2 separate regions of the Homo sapiens genome follow, and region 2 is linked to region 1. A link is an interaction called in ENCODE POLR2A ChIA-PET data of the cell type or tissue named here. Cell type or tissue: GM12878. All regions are shown on one strand.

What was found. Peaks named below come from ENCODE experiments on the same cell type or tissue, not always from the same donor. Only the 100,000 strongest peaks of a DNase experiment are listed, where the experiment ranks them.
Region 2: POLR2A ChIA-PET joins it to region 1 with 5 read pairs; 3 of 35 experiments call an interaction of 5 or more read pairs at or near these places.

The regions. Positions count from the first base shown.
Region 1 is chr14:93,006,543-93,009,042 of GRCh38, reverse strand. The region is part of intron 4 of ITPK1 (inositol-tetrakisphosphate 1-kinase); the gene reads left to right. Among named protein-coding and RNA genes, the nearest start is that of ITPK1-AS1, 60 kb to the left of the region's middle. RefSeq lists a silencer at 305-599 and an enhancer at 1,550-2,461. In GM12878, no CTCF peak of the experiment used is centred here; a DNase peak (open chromatin) is centred at 1,552.
Region 2 is chr14:93,105,617-93,108,116 of GRCh38, reverse strand. All of the region lies in intron 2 of ITPK1 (inositol-tetrakisphosphate 1-kinase), which reads left to right. Among named protein-coding and RNA genes, the nearest start is that of ITPK1, 9.1 kb to the left of the region's middle. In GM12878, no CTCF peak of the experiment used is centred here; no DNase peak of the experiment used is centred here; H3K27ac peaks cover 679 bases.

The DNA.
Region 1 (2,500 bases):
GGTGGAGGGAGCCCATGCCACCCCTGGTCGAGCGTCACTGCATTTTGTAAGAGATGGGTCCAGCAGCTCTGAGAGCTCAGGTGGGCCAGTCAAGTTGTTTCTGATTTTTGTGTGGACACTGAGGCCCCACTGGGTGCAGTTTCTGGGTTTTAGTGTTTGGAATCACACACCAAGAGGACTAACATCTTGTCACTTCTTTTCTTCAGTAATATTAGTACCTGCGGCAGAAAGGACACCCTGTTTTCTGTTTCCTCCTGGTTTGTGTGAGTGGCATGACTTCCCAACGTGTTTCTGTGCTGCCTGTGCAGGCTGTGTGCCCGTGATAAAGCCCACTGTGTCTGCCTTTGTCTTCATGTAATAAATCCCATTGCCACCTCACCAGCCAAGAGCACAGCCGGCCGGGTAAACCACGCGCTGGGCCTCTGCTGACCTCGGCCCTCTGGGATGGACAGAGTGAGGCATGAGGATATCCTCTGAGCCCCTCCCTATAGGTCCCTGCCCCAGGCCTCCCACGCCTCCTGGCAGCCAGCCCTGGATCTGGCCCTGGCCCCTACCCGTTTGTCTCTCCACTGATCTGTGAGATCATTCATCAGTAACTATTATGTTCATTCAGCAAGTCTTAGTGAGAACTTACTGTCTGCCAGAGTTCTCCTAAAAGACATTACAGATGCAACAATGAATAAGACCTGGTGGACGCAGCCCCTGCCCTGCTGGAGCTGTATCTGAGTGTGAGTGCATCGGATGATGGGAACAAAACATAGGTAAATAGAGGACAAGGTAACACAGCCCCAGTGATGGCGAGTACTAGGAAGAAACACACCGAGGCCTGGGAGAACAGGGAGGTCCTTGTTACTGATCCTCTGAAGAGCTGACATTGAGTTGAGGCCTAAAGGGCAGGACACTCAGGAGGGGAGCAGGCAAGGGAGCAGCACCTGACCAGGCCCTTCAGTGAAACAGGATGGAGGCATAAGGACCCGCAGTAGCTGGGTGCAGCTGGAGCACGGTGGATAGGGCTGTCTGCAGTGGGCTGGCAGGAGCCAGGCTGAGCCTGGGCCTGGTGGCCTCCTGGGAGCGCTGGGTAGCTCTTTGAGGACACAAAATATCGTGCCAGCTCCCCTCTTTGATGGCCCCAAGTTGAGCCACAGACAACGTGCCATTTTCTAGTCCCCAAGCTCTCTGAGGAGGAAGGGGCCCTGCCCATTGCAGCAGTCAGAGGTCAGGGAGGAGCTCCTGGGGCGGCAGGACGACTCCCACTTCTGAGCATGCCCGCAGCCACTGAAGAGGATGGCTGACATGTGGAACAGAGGCCAGTGTCATCCACGGGGTAGATGTCGTAGCCAGGTCACCCCTGGCAGCAGGATCTGTCTCTCTTATTGTGCACCTAGAGCCTGTACCAGAAACTAGAAGACTCGGGTGGCTGGATGCAGAGGTGAGGAGCCCAGGGGTCCTCTGGCCTCAGTGACCCAGTTGGCCTAGGTCAGCAGCACCACCGCAAACTGTGCCCTGATTCTGGATGACTGTTCTCTCCCTGCAGACACTAGTTTGTAAGCCCTGCTGGCTGTGAGTCACATTTGCAAACCCAGCAATGCATCACACGGACAAGGCAGGGGAGCCCATGGGCTGCCAGGAGGCATTGGCTTATTCTGGGAACTGAAAGTCAGACTCGGCCGGGCGACTGTGGGCCAGGGTGGGGTGGGTGGGGCTCCAGCAGGCATGTCACCTTTGGCCTTGATGTAGGGAAGCTGCTCTTCTGTGTATTATTGTATACAGGGGAGGGGCAGCTGCATAGGCCCACCTGAGCAGGTGCGTGGGAATGCATGTAGGGGTTCAGACAGGTGCTTAGGGGGCGTGGGGCTGCTGCTGAGGTGGGTGGAACCCAGCTCCGTGTGACCTTGGGCAGGCAGCCCCTTTCTTGCCCTCCTGTTGTTCAGCTGGTAGCTGTGACAGTGGGCCAGATGACCGACCCCTTCCAGCTCCATCTGCGTGGAAATCCCAGCTGTCCCTTCATCCTGCGGGATCCTTCCCTGGTCGCCTAGAGGACCTGACTAGTGTGATGGTGCTGTGACACAGCATGTGGCATTTGTCAGGGGAATAGCTCTGGCTGGGCACCTTGCCTGCCTCCCGCTGACAGAAGGTGGAGAAAGCTCATAAAAGTTTGGTGTGAAATCTGGGGACAGAGGGGAGGTATTGTTTTCAGTGGCAGGCCTGGAAAAAGGGGGAGTTTGCTGTCTCCAAATAATAGTGTTCTCTTTCCTTCCAGCCCTCTCCTCTGTAGCAGTCAGGGTTATTTTTTGGCCTGAACACCATTGTTTTGCATGGGTCTTCCTGCTGGCTCTTGAACAACAGTTTCCCCCCCAGAGAGCCTGTGGTTTCTCCCAGCCGTGGCTCACACCACATGCCAGGCGGCTAAGTGAGGAGCATGACACTGTAATGCCTCAGTAGCCCCCATGGGAGGATGACCCGAAGTGACCATTGTGGGTAGCACCCACCTTCAGGATGG
Region 2 (2,500 bases), 99 kb before region 1:
TGTGTGGCCTTGCTCTGGAGAGGGTGTGGGACTCCCGAGAACTGGCCCATGGTCACACAGTGGAAATGTGGGAGGGGAACTTGCCTCGCTCCAAGCCGAGTGCTCCCCACTCACCACTGGCCAAAGCCTCCTTGTGAACAGGCCTTTCCTCCCGGCTGCGGCCCACGGTGTGTATTAGAGTGGCCAGGCCATACCTGTGGGGCCCTTTGAGTCTTTCTGGGGCTTCGTCTTGCTGCTCTGAGCCTGCTCAGAAAGCAGCTGCCCTTGTGGCCTGCATCTCCCCAGCAGAGCCTCATGGGCTGGTTTCTGTAGGCCCATCCTCTGGATGGCCCCTGGGAGTGCTCCCACAGCCATTTTTAGGGTTCGGTGGGGTGGATCTGAGATTCGTGTCAGAGATCCCGTGGAGCCGTGGAGCGTCAAGAATCACTCTCACAAGGGAGCTCCAGACTCCAGACCCCGCTCCGCATCCCCCCACCCCTCCAGGCCCTTGAGTGCTGGGTGCCCCACCCTGTTAATTGCTCATGATGTTCCAGGGCACACCTGTGGCAGAGGCCACCTGCAGACTCAGCTGCCCCAGAGGGTGAATCGGGACCCACAGGCCAAAGGCCCTCCCAGACAGCTTCAGGGAGATGTCTTCGTTCCAAACCTCTCTCGCCGTCAGAATCTTCACTGATACTTAGGCCCCCACCACTGGGCCTGTTCTTCCTCTCTGACTTGCTCATTGTCCTGCTTATTTTAAGTCTGTCTTGTTTTTAAGTAGTTGGTTCTATGAAGGTAGAGATTTTGGCAGCTTTATTTACTGCTGAAACCCCAGTGCCTATACCAGTGCACATAGGAGCTCAAAAAAGAATCTGTTAGTGGCTGGGTGTGATGGCTTACACCTGTAATCCCAGCACTTTGGGAGGCTGAGGCGGGCAGATTGCTTGAGGTCAGGAGTTCAAGACCAGCCTGGGCAACATGGTGAATACCTATCTCTACTAAAAATACAAAAATTAGCAGGGCATGGTGGCAGGTGCTTGTTATCCCAGCTACTTGGGACGCTGAGGCAGGAGAATTGCTTGAGCTCGGGAGGTGGAGATTGCAGTGAGCCAAGATTGCACCATTGCACTCCAGCCTGGGTGACAGAGCTGGACTCTGTCTCAAAAAAAAAAAGTATGTTAGTGGATCAATAACTGCCTGGTGGTTTTTGGAAGCCTTTTTCATGTCCCTATGGCTCAGCCAAAGCCACTTGTGACTCTGGAATGCTCTGGGCCAGGAAGGAAACCCCAGGGGTGGGGGAGATGGGGAGAGAGTTAGGTGGTAAGTCCCAGGTTCCGGAGGGGCTTGTGGGCAAGTCCTGAGCATCTGCCCTGGCCAGGCCTGTGCTGGGTGCTGGTCCTTGCCGGCATGTACACCTGCAGGAGGTGAAGGCAAACCAGCTCTCAGATGCACTGGAAATGCTGCAAGGTGTGACTAGAGCCAGGAAACCTGCAAACAGGAGAGAACTATGGCGCAGTGGCTGCAGCCACTTTAGCACTCTGTGGTCAGAGAAGGCCTCTCTAAGGAGGCGACATTCAGCAAGAGGGGCCTAGAGCTCTCTCCAGGAGCTAAAGGACCCACAGGGTGGACGGTGTCCACTTTGTAGAGGCCACACACCCTGGCCTCTACCATAAGCCTTATAAGCCTCTGCCATAAGCCCTGGGTTCCATGTGGATTGGAGGGCAGGCAGCTCTGGGCAGAACTGAGGCCGGTTTCCACCTTAGACAGGGTGGTTCAAGGAGGTGTCGGGGTGTCCTTCTAGAGCCTTGTTTCCTGACAGTGTGACCTTCCTCCCATCCGAGGGAGGCTGCAGTTATGCCCTCGGGGCCAGGGATAGGAAGACAAAATGCTCCCCGTGGGTCTGGTTCAGTCCAGCCTTTGTGTTCTGGAAATGAGCCGCTCTGGGCTGTGGGGTGGTGGGGTGGATGGGGTGGTAGTGGGTGGGTCAGCTGACCTTTCTCAAGAATCAGGTTAGGTCTCAGGTGCCCAAGGGAGCCGAGGGAAGCCGCGCCTGACCTGTGTGCTCTTTGGCAGTCATCGATCTTCCTCCAAGTTACTTGTTTGCCAAACTTGCCCAACAAAAGAGACACCAGGGGATGGGCGTGGTGGCTCACGCCTATAATCCCAGCACTTTGGGAGGCTGAGGCGGGCGGATCACCTGAGGTCAGGAGTTCAAGACCAGCTTGGCCAACATGGTGAAACCCAGTCTCTACTAAAAATACAAAAAATCAGCTGGGTGTGGTGACTGGCACCTGTAATCCCAGCTGCTCGGGAGGCTGAGGCAGGAGAAACGCTTGAACCCGGGAGGTGGATGTTGCAGTGAGCCGAGATCGCGCCACTGTACTCCAGCCTGGGTGACATGAGTGAAACTCTGTCTCAAAAAAAAAAAAAAAAAACCCCACAAAAATTAGCCAGGCGTGGTGGTGGGTGCCTGTAATCCCAGCTACTACTCGGCAGGCTGAGGTGGGAGAATCGCTTGAAC